2 separate regions of the Homo sapiens genome follow, and region 1 is linked to region 2. The links are chromatin loops, found by intact Hi-C in ENCODE. Cell type or tissue: heart right ventricle. All regions are shown on one strand.

Region 1 (8,000 bases), 90 kb after region 2:
AAGCTGGCAAAGCTCCTGTTGTACAAATATGGGGCAATTTGAGCTTTCATAGAAATAATAATTGCAATGAATTGAAACCCATCAAATACATTTAAATCCATGACCTAAAAAAAACATTTAAAAGCTAATTGGCCCGCTTTAGATGGTGAAAAAGAACAATCACATGATCTCAAGAGCTTCTAAAGAAAAGAATAAGACATTGTCTTTTCTATATAAATTTGTCACTAGGCAACCAAATAGTAGAAGACGAGATGTCTCTTTATAGAAGTATCTGAGTGACATCTAGCTTCCGTTTTGGCATGTAAACAGGTTGGAAGTTATCACTCCCATCCTTACAACAAGAAAAAAGGTGAACAAACTAAACATCAACAACTGTTCTTAAATTCATAAGAGAAGTGAGGTCACAGAACAAAATACCTCCCTGAACACTGGAGAGACAGACAGGTGGACAGAGACAATCACAGCTTACGGGGAGGAGAAGCCCCAGCAGAGTCAGCACCAGTGGAAATACTTAAAGGGTAATTGATGAACTGCTGGAGACTAAGCGTGGGCTAAGTTGAGAGCTTAAAACCCCTTAGGGCCCACTTTTAGGGGTCCTCACACTTTTATGAGTTTTAGTCCTGGAAGCTACACCAGGCTCTCAGGGTGAAGAGCAGAGAAGAATCCCCCAGCGTTTGTGGCAGAGCAAGGAGAAAAGTAGCCAATTTTAAGTATGCCCAGCACTGTCTATTCTCATTGACCAAAGCCTGCTCTCAAGGGAAACTATTTAACCAGAGCCTAACTGACTTGGGTTCTATCAGTCTGACCCATGGCAAGGGAAATACTGGAATCCAGCCTGCCCTAGCCTTGAATGTTGGGAAATACCCAATGCAGCCCATTATTTTTCCATCACACTTAAGGGGGGAAAGTGAAGGCAAGAAAAACACTTGGGTGGTGACCTTCTCACTAACAGACTGAGACCTAACCACAGAACTAAAGAATGCTTCCTCATCCCCACACCTTATCACTACATCCGTGGGGTTCCTATGTAATATCAGAGGATTACAGAAAGAGCTACTTGTTTATTTAAGAAGGAGTCTCCAGGGAGACCCAAAGACAACAGAGGAGACAAAAACAACATCATTAGGGGAAAGTTCAGACTCAAACACCACAGCTTCAGGAGGCGGTAAACAGCCTAATTGCTAGTCAGATAAATCTCACACCAATGGCCAGTTTACCTCAGATCCTCTTACTTAATACGTCATATCTAGCTTTCAACAAAAAGTTACAAGGCATGCTAAAAGGCAAAATAAGCAAAACAAAAACCCCACACAGCCTGAAGAGACCAAGCATCAGAACAAAACTCAGATAGGGCAGACATTTTGGAATTATTGGACTGGGAATTTGAAGTATTAGGATTAATATACTAAGGGCTGAAATGGGAAAAGTGGGCCACATAGAAGAACAGAGGGGCACTGAAAGCAGAGCAGTGAAACTCAGAGAATAAAAAGAAATGCTAAAGACAGGAAATCAACCTGAGCGTCCATCAACAGATGGTTGGATAGAGAAAATATACATATATATCATGGAATACTAGTCATAAAAAAGAATGAAATCATGTCCTTTGCAGCTACATGGATGGAACTGGAGGCCATTATCCTACATGAAACAACTCAGAAATAGTCAATTAGCATATGTTCTCACTTATAAGTGGGAGCTAAATAATGTGTACACATGGATATAGAAAGCAGATAATAGATATTGGAGACTCAGAGAGGTGGGAGGGTGGGACGGGGATGAGGAAGGAGAAATTACTTAATGGGCAAAATGTTCACTATTTGGGTGACGGTTACACTAAAATCCTAGACTTCAGCACTATGCAATATATCCATGTAACAAAACTGCAGTTGCACCCCTAAATCTACGAAAATAAAAATAAAATGTGAAGACAAAAACCAACCAAACAAAAAAAAATGCTAGAACTCAAAACCACTGTAACAGAAATGAAGCATGCTATTGATGTCTCATCAGTAGATGAGATACTACCTGGGAAATGGTAGTGTTTTTTTGAAAGTGGACATAGATTAATTGTAATTCTTTATTGTGAACTCTAGGGCAACTATTTAAAATTGTAAAAGAAAGTCCAGTTGACACTTGAACAATGTTGGGGTTACTGGTATCCCCCCATGCAGTAAAAAATCCATATATAGCTTTTGACTCCCCAAAAACTTACCGGGGTGGGGGGGATATTCTTTCTTAAATGTCTCAATTTCTTCTATAAAAATTTGGTCTATTTAATAAAACTTCTCTGGCTCTCTCTCTGTTTTTTTTTTTTTTTTTTTTTTTTTTTTGAGACAGTGTCTCACTGTGTGGTCCAGCCTGGAGTGAAGTGGCATGATCATATCTACAGCCTCAACCTCAAGGGTTCAAGCGATCCTCCCACCTCAGCCTCCAGAGTAACTGGGATTACACGTGTGCACCACCATGCCCGACTCATTTTTTTAGACAGGGGTCTTGCTACGTTGCCCAGGCTGGCCTTGAACTCCTGAGCTCAAGTGATCCTCCTGCCTTGACCTCCCAAAGTGCTGGGATTACAGGCATAAGCCACAGTGCCCAGCCTAAAACCTCTCTACTGGGGTTAGTTTTAGTAAACTTTTTTTCCTAAAAAGTGCTGCTTTTCATTTAAATTTATATAGAGTTGTACACTCTCTCGTGTGGTTTCTTACCTTGTCTCAGTTGATGGATCATTTTCACTTGTCATTTCTCATTTTGTGTATTTTTGTTCTTATCTCCTGTGTTGGGTAGGTTAGTGATCTCTCCAACCCCTGTCCACTGTTTGATATTTTCCAAGGAGCAGACTTTTGAAATATGAGTTTTCGGTGCTTTTCTGACTTGGGGCTCCTTCATGCTTCTATCGTGTTTGTTCCTTCCTTGTGTCTACTTTCAGCTCCGGTTACCCCCACAACACACACTTTTTTTTTTTTTTTTGCAATTGGATGTTTAAATGTCTGCAGCTGTTTTATATGTACAGGCGTAGGCATGTAAGCAATGACCTTTCCTTGGGCCTGGGCTTTGACCACATCCCACAGATTCAGAGGAGTGTGTCTGTGTCATCGCCCCTCTGTTTCTGGAAAGAGCTGATTCGGCCTGTGCTTCTCCTTTTCTGAGAGCCTCAGGAGGGGTGATAGTCCCCCTTTCTGTGCATGGAAGAGGACAACGACTCCGGCAGGGGCGGAAGGAGCCACACAGGTGATCTCAGAGGCTTGCTTTGTAAATATTTAATGATCTTATCAAATCTCAGGTGCACTCTGCCCAAGCTGGGTTCTCCCTGACCAGCCCCTCTCCCCCTTCCCTTTTTTCTTTTGTACACTTGCTCATCACCTCCTGGACTCAGCATCCACCCCCGGGATAGGTGGCCCTTGTCTGCTTCAGAGAGGCCAGGACAGGAGATGCTTAGGGGTCTGGAGGCAGCTGGGCTGGGGCAGGGTGTGCAGCCATGAGAATCCTAGAGTGGGTATCCTGACCTCACAGCACTGACCAGCCAGCCAGCATGGCCATTAGGACGCTGAGAGTGGGCCCCAGAGCTGGAGAGAGAGCAGGGGCTGGCTGAGCAGGAGTGGGCGTGATTTCTATGTTATCACATATCCATTTTGAGAAATAGGAAACACTGGCATACACTCCAGGGTACAGAGGGTTGGAGCAGCCTCGGCCCCAGCTCACAATTCCAATCTGCAACCAGCTGCGGTTGAATTCACAGACAAGTGGGCCCCCGGAGTCGCCCTAGAAAGGAAGAGGGAGTTTTTTGTGAACTGGGAGTCCCAGGCCTGCCGCCTCCTGCACCTGTCCCCCAGGGTGCAAGGGGGTGGCTGTGCAGACCCTGCTGGAAGGGGCCAGTGCCCCCCTCTCACCCAGCCTCCCTACTGGCTGCAACACAGCCCAGAGTTGCAGGGGAGGCCTGCTGCAGGCATGCGGCGTTCACACATTGTCATACATCGCCCTGCTCAGCTTGGGGCATGGCTGCAGGGCTCCTGCTAGTCAGTGGGAGGCCAGAGTGGGGTCCTGTGGGGTCCACAGGCACAGGGCACCCATGACCTCTGTCTCATGGACCAGGAGGGGCACACCTCACACACGGTCTTAGCATTCAGGATGTCCCCAGCACACAGCATGTCGGGCATGATGTAGGACATGTGTCCGTAGAGCAGGTGGCACCAGGGCTCCAGGATCAGCGGGAGCTGCATCTCCTGCAGCTCGTCTGAGGTCTCACCTGTGGGAGGAGGGCTCCCGTGAGGGGGCAGCACCTGCTTCGTGTGGGGTGGGGGGATCCCTGCCCCACAGTGGACACCAAGGGGATAGCCCATGGAGAGGAGCCCCACTATACGTAGGAAGGAGCCCTGATGACACATAGGGATGAGTCCCACCACACATAGGGAGGAGTCCTGACCACACATAGGGAGGAGTCCTGACCACACATAGGAGCTCCACTATACATAGGGAGGAGCTCCACCACACATAGGGAGGAGCCCCACCACACATAGGGAGGAGCCCCACCACACATTAGGGAGGAGCCTCACCACACACAGGGAGGAGCCCCACCACGCATAGGGAGGAGCCCCACCACACATAGGGAGGAGTCCTGACCACACATAGGGAGGCACCCCACTAAACATAGGGAGGAGCTCCACCACACATAGGGAAGAGCCCCACCACACATAGAGAGCAGCCCCACCACACATAGGGAGGAGCCCCACTACACAGGGAGGAGTCCTGACCACACATAGGGAGGAGTCCCACCACACATAGGGAGGAGTCCCACCACACATAGGGAGGAGCCCTGACCGTACATAGGGAGGAGCCCCACCCCACATAGGGAGGAGTCCTGACCACACATAGGGAGGAGCCCCACTGCCCATGGTGAGGAGTCCCACCATACACAGGGAGGAACCCTGAACACTCAGAGGGAGGATCCCCACCAAATGAGGAGGAGCCCTCACCACACATAGGGAGGAGCTCCATCACACAGTGAGGAGTCCTGACCACACATAGGGAAAAGCCCTGACCACACATAGGGAGGACCCCACCACACATAAGGAGGAGCCCCACCACACATAGGGAGGAGCCCCACCACACATAGGGAAGAGCCCCACTACACATAGGGAGGAGTTTTGACCACACATAGGGAGGAGCCCCACCACATGTAGGGAGGAGCTCCACCACAAACCGGAAGGAGCACTGACCACACATAGGGAGGAGTCCCACCACACAGGTAGGAGTCCTGACTACACATAGGGAGGAGTCTCACCGCACATAGAGAGGAACCCTGACCACTCAGAGGAAGGAGCCCCACCACACGTAGGGAGAAGCTTTGCCCACTCACAGGGAGGAAACCTCACCACTCATGGGGGGTAGGGGAGGAAGCCTTGATCAGACAGGGAGTAACCCCGATGACCCATGAATGAAGTCCCGACCACAGATGGGGAGGAGCCCAGGTCTCACTGGGGAGGATCCCCACCACATATTGAAGGAACACTAACCTTAAGCCTAACCCCTAGCCCTAACCCCAATCCTGTGTTTGGTTTCCTGAATATTTATATCAAAAAAGAAACGATTATAAAAGTTAAAACAAAAGATGTCAGACAGAGTAAAAGAGTGTTCCATGAAGAGTCAAATCAGGACAGAACAGTCTGGGGAGTTGAAAGTAACACAGAGGGTTTTTTGTTTGTTTTGTTGTTGTTGTTACTGTTGTTTTGAGACAGGGTCTCACTCTGTCACCCAGGCTGGAGTGCATTGGTACAATCTTGGCTCACTGCAACCTCCACCTCCCGAGTAGCTGGGATTACAGGTGCGCACCACCACACCCGGCTAACTTTTATATTTTTAGTAGAGATAGGGTTTCACCTTGTTGGCCAGGCTGGTCTTGAACTCCTGACCTCAGGTGATCCACCTGCCTCGGCCTCCCAAAATGCTGGGATTACAGGCCTGAGCCACTGTGCTTGGTTGGTTTTTTGTTTGTTTGACATTTTTTTTTTAAGATGGAGTTTCACTCTTATTGCCCAGGCTGGAGTGCAATGCAATGGTGTGATCTTGGCTCACTGCAACCTCTGCCTCCCAGGTTCAAGCGATTCTCCTGCTTCAGACTCCCAAGTAGCTGGGATTACAGGCATGCGCCACCACACCTGGCTAATTTTGTATTTTTAGTAGAGACGGGGTTTCTCCATGTTGGTCAGGCTGGTCTCGAACTCCTGACCTCAGGTGATTCACCCATCTCAGCCTCCCAAAGTGCTGGGATTACAGGCGTGAGCCACCACGCCCGGCTGGTTTTTGTTTTTTGTTTTTGTGTGTTTATGTGTGTTCAAAGATTTGTTGGGTGTGGGAGAATGGGAGAAGAGGGAAAATGAAAGAGGAAATATGTGTTGTTGTGGAACTGGATATCATGTAATATCATCTAAGTGACCCAAATAAATATGAGGGCTACTTTTCAGTTACGTTTGGTTTTCTGGCCTTGACTGGAGCATCGTAAACCAAGTCTTGCGGCCTGCAGCTCATTTATGCATCCTGGAGCCCTGTGCTACATTATGTATGGATGGCTTTTTTACTAATTCTGCCAAGAGAAGGCTACACATGTCTCATAGAAAGGGCAAGGCTATTCCTAGTGTCCGTCTCAGGGTGTTAGGAGAATATAAAGGCCGGTCCTCATTAGAGACGGTGAAGTCTACTGCTCCTTTGATCAAGGTTGGAGCTTTCCAATCTGTGGGCTGTTGTTCCTGAGGGCAACGGATTCTCTGTAAAGGCCTGGGAATCCATGGATATACTTACCACGACTTGTCTGTCAAAGATGCATGGTAAGAAGTTCCCTCAGAGGCCGGGCATGGTGGCTCACACCTGTAGTCCCAGCACTTTGGGAGGCCGAGGCAGGTGGATCACCTGAGGCTGGGAGTTCGAGACCACCCTGACCAACATGGAGAAACCCCGTATTCTACTAAGAATACAAAATTAGGTGTGGTAGCACATGCCTGTAATCCCAGCTACTCAGGAGGCTGAGGCAGGAGAATCGCTAGAACCCAGAAGGCGGAGGTTGCGGTGAGCCAGAGATCACGCCATTGCACTCCAGCCTGAGCAACAAGAGTGAAACTCCATCTCAAAAAAAAAAAAAGAAGTTCCCTCAGAGAAGGAGAGGTGGAAGGCCAGATGGGGCAGGGCCACAAAAGCAGATACGTTATTGTCAATGCTCTAGTTTCCCTGTTGGATTGGTGTCCATATTATTATAAGCAAGCAAACACTGAAAGAGCACCATGCAGGAACAAATGTAGAGTAAATTTTTTTTTGATCTGAGAATTAGAATGAATCCAATTCTGTGCCCCAAACAAACAGAGATGGACAGACACCAGACATATGAAATGGCATTCAGTGTCTAAGAAGGGAGAGAGGGCAGAGCTGAATTTGGGAAAGCTTTCCTGGAATGAGAGTACCTTGAAGCATGGATATGACTTGGGCCTATAGATCACAGATAGACCTGCAGGCACTATTCGCCTGCCCTGCTGCTATAGTTGGGATGTTTGTCCCCTCCAAATCCCATGTTAAAATTCAACTCCAAATGTTCGAGGTGGGCCTAATGGGAGGCATTTGGGTCCTGGGGGGTGCATCCCTCATGAATAGATCAGTGCTGTGGAGGTGGGGGGAGTGAGTTCTCATTCTACTGGCTTCCAACAGAGAGAGCTGGTTGTTAAAAGGAGCCTGGGAACTCCCCTCCCCTCTGGCCATGTGGTCCCTTCCCCTTCCCCATGAGTGGAAGCAGCCTGAGGCCCTGAAGCAGATGCCAGCACCATGCTTCTTACAGAACCCTGAGCCAAACAAACCTCTTTTCTAGAAACTACCCAGCCTCAGGTATTCCTTTACAGCAACACAAATGGACTAAGACAACTGCCTGCTTACATGCCCTGGCAGAGAGGAGGAGGATGCACACATTTGTGAGATGGAGCTGGAGATTGAGGGCTGTTACTGGGAGGTGGGTGGTCCTGGTTTTG
Region 2 (8,000 bases):
TGCAGGGGTCAGTGCTGACCACCGCGGCCAGCTTCCAGGGCTCAAGGAGGCGACCGGGTCACCGCTCCCTGGAGCCACCTCCCCCGTGGTTCCTGAGACCAGCACTGTCTGCGGCCCCATCTGCAGCGTGGAACTGTTCTGTGTGCCCTGTGGCATGGCAGCCGCAGCCACGTATGGGTGTTGAGACGTCTTCCTTCTCTCCAGCTGGCCTGTGTCCTCCTGCATGGCTGCACCTGGAATGACAGTCAGAGGTGGGAAGTGGCTGGGGCTTGAGAGGTATGGGTGTCCCGTGGAGCCGTCGTCATCCGGGCCCTTCACCGGGGAGAGCAGTCATGAACTGGTGCTGCCGTGAGCCTGGCAGGGGTGCAGCCAGGTCAGAGGCCGCTTTCAGGTCCCAGCCCTGCCTCTGCACTCACAGGCTGCACATGCCGCTACACTGTTTAATCCCCTGAACCTCAGTTTCTTGCCGGTGTAGCAGAGTCAAAAACACACTCACCAGGTAGTTTAGGACATGAAGACATGAGACACTGGAGAGCATAGATGCCTGTTTTCAGCAACAGGCCCACAAGACTCAGAGGCTTTTCTGCTTGAAACAACTAAAGCGAATTTTTACATGGATCTTATGTGTGTACATGCATGTATATGTATGTGTATGTGCATGTATGTGTGTTTGTGTTTGGATGGACATGTGCATGTGTGTATACATGTATGCATGTGGGGGGTTGTGTGTCTGCACGTGCGTATGCGTGCATCTCTATCGGTTTACGGGTTCATATGGGTGTGTCTGTGTGTACACATGAGTGTATGGGTGTATCTGTGTGTGTGGGTGTGTTCGTTCCTGTGGATGTGTGTATGCATGTGTCTGTGTGTATGGGTTTATGGGTTCGTATGGGTGTGTTTGTGTGTGTGTGTGTGAGGGGGTTTGTGTGGGTGTGTTTGTTCCTGTACGTGTGTATGCGTGTGTCTGTGTGTATAGGTTTGTATGGGTGTGTATGTATGGGTATATGTGTGTGTGTATGCGTGTGTGTATGGGTTTATGGGTTTGTATGGGGGTGTGTGTGTACACATGTGTGTCCGTGTGTATGGGTGTATCTGTGTGGGGGGGTTTGTGTGTGTGTGTATATTTAACTTTATAAGTGTCAAAGAGCTGATGAAATGGTTGGTGGGGATCCCTAGAAATAGCAAGAACAGATGCTGAACAAGAAAGTGTGAGGTTGGTTTGGTCTCATGGGATGAGGGTGCATAGTAAAGGCCAGGACCCGCTAAGGAGAGAATACTCAGAGGAGGCCCTCCCACAGTCCCAGGTGGCCCCCAGGGCAGGGCACAGCCACCACGTGTGCGCTGAGGCCTGAGTCACCAGCGTGGTCCCGGGCCCTGGCCTCATGCTGGGTTTTGGGTGGCCTGGCTCTGGGACCGCAGGTGGCCCTAGAAGCCTGGCTGGTGTGCACATAACGAGATCCTTTCCAAAATCTGTGCTGCTGTCCTGGGGCTGCTGTCAGGCACCACAGACTGGCTGGCCTAAAACAACAGGACTTCTGTCTCAGGTCTGAAGGCCAGAAGTCTGAAATCACGGCGTCCGCAGGGCCATGCCCCTCTGGAGGCTTGAGGGGAGGGTCCTTCCTGCCTCTGCCAGCTGCCAGCGATGGCTGCGAACCGTGGGGCTCCTTGGCTGGTTGACTGGCCACTTTACGCCCTGCTTCCATCTTCACGTGGCCCTCTCGTCCGCCTCTGTGTCTTCTCCTTTTTCTTATAAGGACAGCCTCCACTGGCTCTAAAGAGCCCACCATGTCTGGGATGATCTTGCCTTGAGATCCTTATCTCAGTTACTTCTGCAATGCCTCTTATTCCACATAAGGCCCCTGACTGAGGTTGCGTTAGACGCATTTGGTGGGGGACACCATTCCACCTACTGTAGTACCTTTATCCTCTCCTTCAACTTGTTTCTGCCAACTGTTTCCTCAGTACAGTGAGCAGCCCGGGGTCAGAGCTAACCAGGCCTGCACAGAAACACAACAGGGGCCTCGAAAAGACAGCCGCAGCCCAGGAAGCGGAGCAGCGGTGCTGAGTGCAGCGGCTCTCCTCACTCTGCCTCTAGGAAGGAAGACACTTGGGGATGGCTGCAAGGCTCGGGAAACCACAAAGACTGACCCAGCAAGTTTGGAAAAACCAAATAGAGCTAGAGGGGGAGAAAAGTAAGTAAGGCCTGATTTAAAAGCAGATTAGAAACAGCTGAAGGGAATTAGCACAACGGAAGATAGGTCAGAAGAAATTACCCAGAGTATACCAGAGAGGCGGCAAGATGTCAGACAGAGGGCAGGACACCTCGGTGACACGGGGAGGCCATGCCAGAGGCAGCTGAGAAGGGTGCGGGAGTGGGACAGGGCTGATATGTATGAGGGGAGAGGATGAGAGTTTTCCGAAATTGAATAAAGCTGTAAAGAAGATTCCAGAAGCCCAGTGTCTTCCCAGGCCAAAAGTAAAAATAAGTTCACCCTGGAACATGACACATTAGAAGCACACAGCATGCTGGGCACAGTGCCTCGTGCCTGTGATCCCAGCACTTTGGGAGGCTAAGGAAGGAGGATCACTTGAGTCCTGGAGCTGGAGGCTGCAGTGAGCCAAGATAGCGCCACTGCCCTCCAGCTTGAACAGAGCAAAGACCATGTCTCAAAAAAAAAAAGACTGGGTGCAGTGGCTCATGCCTGTAATCCCAGCACTTTGTGAGGCTGCGGTGGGTGGATCACCTGAGGTCAGGAGTTTGAGACCAACCTGACCAACATGGTGAAACCCCGTCTCTACTAAAAATACAAAAATTAGCTGGGTGGCCAGGTGCAGTTCCTCACTCCTGTAATCCCAGCACTTTGAAAGGCCAAGGTAGGTGGATCACCTGAGGTTAGGAATTTGAGACCAGCCTGGCCAACATGGCAAAACCCCGTCTCTACTAAAAATACAAAAAAATTAGCTGGGCATGTTGGCAGCTGCCTGTAATCCCAGCTACTTGGGAGGCTGAGGCAGGAACAATCGCTTGAACCCAGGAGGTGGAAGTTGCAGTGATCTGAGATGGCACCACTGCACTCCAGCCTGAGCAACAGAGCGAGACTCCGTCTGAAAAAAAAAAGAAAAAGAAAAAGAAAAACTGCACAAGATTGAAGACAGAATCATAAAAGCCATCCTGAGAAAGAAGAATACAGATGAGGCGTGAGGACACCAACAAGCTGGTGCCGACCTCAGGAGGTGGAGGCCCTGCTGCATAACAAGATGCAGGAAGGAGTGAGGGCAGAGCGTGGGCTCTGAAGGTGCCATGGAGGTAGTGCTGACTGATAAAACAGTGTCTTGTTGGGCCCCCAAATGGAGGTAAAACATGCAATTAGCACATAACTCAGGGCGGGAGAGTCGATGGGAATATGTTCTCTGGCCCTGTGCTGCCCAGGTAGAGAAGGCACTAACCAGCATCAGGCTTAGGTAGGTCACAGACACATGGTATAGCATTGAAGGTGACTGTGGAAATTACAAAAAATATTGTGCAACTTCAGATGAGCAGAGGGAATATGTGGAATAACAACAACAACAACAAAAACCCAAAAAGAGGAAAAGAGGATGAAAAAACCCAGGACAGGCATGGTCAACAGAAAGGATGAGACAAGAGGGTAAACTGAGGCTCCAGACCCTAGGGGATGAACTGCTCCAGGCGAAAGCCTGGGTTGATTGGAGTGTGGTTAAGGGCTTAGTCTAATTTCCCTGTAAGAGACACTCCAAGGATGGAGGATACAGAATGTTAGAGGAGGGGAGAGAACTCACCAACTCAGAGGGCTTAGGGCACAGAGGGAATCTCGAGAGAAGAAGGAGGAGAGGGCCAGATGGTGAACCAGGCTCTGCAGCATGACCTGAATCTGTGACTTGGTCTCTGTTTGGCAGCCTGAGATTGTGACTCAGGCTCTCTATGGCAAACAGAAACCTAGGCTGTTACTGGGGTCACAGTCCCCACTATAGTGAACTGGAGCTGTGACTCAAGCTCTGTATGTGAACTGTGTCTGACTCAGGCCCTGTATGGTGAACTGAGGCTGTGACTCAGGCTCTGTATGTGAACTGGGGGTGTGATCTGGGGTCTGCTTGGCAACCTGAGGCTGTGGCTGGGGTCACAGTTTCTGCTATGGTGAACAGGGGATGTGACTCAGGCTCTGTATGGTGAACTGGGGCTGTGACTCAGGATCTGTATGGCAAACTGAGCTGTGACTCAGGCTCTGTATGGTGAACTGGGGCTGTGACTCAGACTCTGTGGTGAACTGAGGCTGTGACTCAGGCTCTGTATAGTGAACTGGGGCTGTGACTCAGGCTCTATGTGGTGAACTGGGGCTGTGACTCAGGCTGTCTATAGTGACCTGAGTCTGTGACTCAGGCTGTCTATGGTGACCTAAGGTTGTGACTGGGGTCACAGCCCCCACTATGATCAGCTTGAGCTTACCTGAGGCTATGACTCAGGCTCTGTATGGTGAACTGAATCTATGACTCAGGCTTTGTAGAGGTCCCTGAGGCTGTGACTCAGGCTCTGCGTCGTGACCTGAAGTTGTGACTGAGGTTCCAGTTTAGGAGCAACTGAAATGATGACAGTGATAGCTTTAAGTGCACATTTTAGAAGAGGAGAGAAACTAGAACGCACAGTACTGTTGAGAAGCTAGAGAGAGAACTACAGGCCAACGTGAAAGGAAATAGAAGGAAGACATTGGAAATAGTGCCAACAGTAATTACATAAGAGTAGACATGCCGTAGAGATGACAGCTCACTTCTTGGAAATATCTGAGACTAATCCAGAAAGATGAGGCTCATTGCATTAGTTTCCTGTCTAGGGGAATCCCTACAGATTCTTCAGACAAAAACAGGAGAAAGCAATTAATAGATTCATGACAATAAATCTGAAAATTTAGATGAAACTGACAAAACCAGAAAAGAAAAGTAATAGAAACTAAGTCAAGATACAGAAATATTCATTAATCCTATAATAATTAAAGAAAGTGGGGCATTGAGAATATAAAGTGCAGCCACATTGGAAAACATCTGATTTCCCAAGGGATTAAGCACAGAGTTTCCCTGTGACCCAGCAGCTCCACTCCCAGGTGTATACCCAAGAGAAGTGAAAACATATGTCCACACAAACACATGTGTGAATGTTCATAATGGCAGCAGGTATGAAAGCTGGAAAATGGAACAACCCAGGTGCCTCTCAGCACATGAATGGATGAGCACAACGTGTTCCATCCACACAATGGAATAGGATTCACCCTTAAGAGGAGGGATGTTCTGACACAGGCTGCAGCCCAGATGAACCTCGAGGACATTGTGTTCGGTGAAATAAGACAGCCACAAAAGGTCAATGCTGCGTGATTCCACTTAAATATCCAGGATAGGCAAATCCATCAAGACAGAAAGCGGATCAGGGCTGGGGGGTTTCTGAGGAGATGGCAGGCCCTGCGTCTGACTGTGGTGATTGTTGCCCATATCGGTGAATTCACAGCGAATCTTGCAGTGGGTGAGTTTGTGGTGTGTGAGCTGCAGCCTGACCCTGCTCCACTGTGCTTGGCTCTGTGGTGCCATTGCATGTCAAGGATTAGTAGCAGCCCTGTCACAAGCACGTCCTGAGACAATATTAAAATTAGACCAATTAATAACCCTACAGTGGCTTCTGAGTGTTCAAGTGAAAGGGAGAGTCGCACGTCCCTCACTTTAAAGTGAAGAATGATTAAGATTAGTGAGGAAGGCATGTCCAAAGCCAAGACAGGCTGGAAGCTGGGCCTCAGTTAGCCAAGCTGTGAATGCAAAGAAGTTCTTGAAGAAAATGGAAAGTGCTACTCCAGTAAACATACAAATGATAAAGTGAAACAGTCTTATTGCTGACATGGGGAAAGTGTGAGTGGTCTGGATAGAAGATCAAACCAGCCACAGCATTCCCTTAAGCCAAAGCCTAATTCAGAGTAAGGCCCTAACCCTCTTCAGTTTTATGAAGGCTGAGACAGGCCAGGAAGCTGCAGAAAAAAAGGTGGAAGCAAACAGAGGTTGGTTCACAAGGTTTAAGGAAAGAAGCGGTCTCTGTAACATAAAAGTGCAAGAGCTGGTGGAGACACTGCAGCAAGCTCTCCAGCAGATCCAGCTAAGATCAATGATGAAGGGGGCCACAGTAACAACAGATCTTCAGCGGAAATGAAACAGCCTTCTACTGAAAGAAGATGTCATCTGGGACTTCCATAGCTAGAGAGGAGAAGTCAATGCCTAGCTTCAAAGCTTCAAAGGACAGGGTGACTCTCTTGATAGGGGCTAATGCAGCTGGTAACTTTTAAGTTAAAGCCAATGCCCATTCACCATTGCAACAATTCCATGACTGTTAAGAATTACGCCAAGTCTACTCTGCCTGTGCTCTAGAAATGGAATAACAAAGCCTCGATGACAGCACATTTGTTCCCAGCCTGGTTTACTAAATATTTTATGCCCACTGTGGAGACCCACTGCTCAGAAAAAAAGATTCCTGCAAAGTATTATTGCTCATTGGCAGTGTCCCGTTCACCCAAGAGCTCTGGTGGAGATGTGCCAGGAGATGTATGTTGTTTCCATGCCTGCTAACACAATGTGCATTAATTCTCCAGCTCATAGATCAAGGAGTCATTTCAACTTTCAAGTCTTACTATTTAAGACATTTCATAAGGCTACAGCTGCCATAGACAGTGATTCCTCTGATGGATCTAGGAAAAGTCTATTGAAAACCTGCTGGAAAGGATTCACCATTCTAGATGCCTTAAAAACATTCATGATTCGTGGGAGGAGGTCAAAACAGCAACATGAACAGGAGTTTGGAAAATGTTGATTCCAGCCCTCAGGGATGACTCTGAGGGATCCCAGACTTCAGGGGAGGAAGTCACTGCAGATGTGGTGGAAGCAGCAAGAGAATGAGAATTGGAAGTAGAGCCTGGAAATGGGACCGAATTGCTGCAGTCTCATGATAAAATGTGAATGGATGACAAGTTGCTTCTTATGGATAAACAAAGAAAGTGGTTTCTTGAGATGGAATCTACTTCTGGTGAAGATGCTGTGCACATTGTTGAAATGACAACAAAGGATTTAGAATTGATATCAATTTAGTTGATAAAGCAGTGGCAGGGTTTGAGAAGAGTGACTCTAATTGTGAAAGCAGTTCCACTGTGGGTAAAATGCTAGCAAGCAGCATCACCTGCTATAGAGAAGTCTTTCATGAAAGGGAGAGTCCATTGATGTGGCAAACTTCATAGTTGTCTTGCTTTAAGAAATTTCCGGCTGGGCGTGATGGCTCACGCCTGTAATCCCAGCACTTTGGGAGTCCAAGGCAGGCGGATCAAGAGGTCAGGAGTTCCAGACCAGCCTGGCCAACATGGTGAAACCCTGTCTCTACTAAAGATACAAAAAAAAAAAAAAGACATTTCCACAGCCACCCCAAACTTCAGCAGCCACCACGCTGACCAGTCAGCAGCTACCAGCATGGAGGCAAGACCCTCCCCCAGCGAAAAGATGACAACTCAGTGAAGCTGAGATGATTGTTAGCCTTTTTAGCAGTCCAGTGTTTTTAACTAAAGTATATGTATTATTTTTAAGACATAATGCTATATTGCTCACTTAAAGACTGTAGTGTAAGCATACCTTGTAGAAGCACTGGGAAACAAAAAAACTCATGTGATTTGCTTTTTTCTGACCTTTTCTTTATTGCGATGATCTGAAACCAAAGCTACAACATCTTCAAGGTGTGCCTGTGTATCTCAGTAAAGCTGTTCAGAAAGAAAAGAAAAAAGAAACTGGATCAGAAAGGAAATCTTTTTGCCAAGAATAGCTCAGTCCTTAGATGGCTTCATGGCCAGTTCTTCAGAACAAACAGTTAAGAAGATACAATTCTCATCTGATACAAACTCTCCTAGGAAAATGAAACAAGACCCTTCACACAGGCACTGAAACTCAGTGGGAAGAGCTAGAGAGAAGAAAATCACAAA

The links. Hi-C counts contacts between places; a loop is a spot of excess contacts. Peaks named below come from ENCODE experiments on the same cell type or tissue, not always from the same donor. Only the 100,000 strongest peaks of a DNase experiment are listed, where the experiment ranks them.
Region 1: a loop joins it to region 2, with 2.1 times the contacts of the local background. A loop is called at or near these places in 7 of 110 quality-filtered maps.

What each region holds. Positions count from the first base shown.
Region 1 is chr1:227,841,713-227,849,712 of GRCh38, reverse strand. PRSS38 (serine protease 38) reads right to left here. Exons shown (of 5, transcript NM_183062.3): 4 at 4,101-4,243; 5 at 3,243-3,759. The coding sequence ends at 3,505. Among named protein-coding and RNA genes, the nearest start is that of PRSS38, 30 kb to the right of the region's middle. In heart right ventricle, no CTCF peak of the experiment used is centred here; no DNase peak of the experiment used is centred here; H3K27me3 peaks cover 916 bases.
Region 2 is chr1:227,931,315-227,939,314 of GRCh38, reverse strand. The region is part of intron 1 of WNT9A (Wnt family member 9A); the gene reads left to right. Among named protein-coding and RNA genes, the nearest start is that of MIR5008, 6.4 kb to the left of the region's middle. RefSeq lists an enhancer at 3,704-4,903 and a silencer at 3,753-4,938. In heart right ventricle, no CTCF peak of the experiment used is centred here; no DNase peak of the experiment used is centred here; H3K27ac peaks cover 1,801 bases.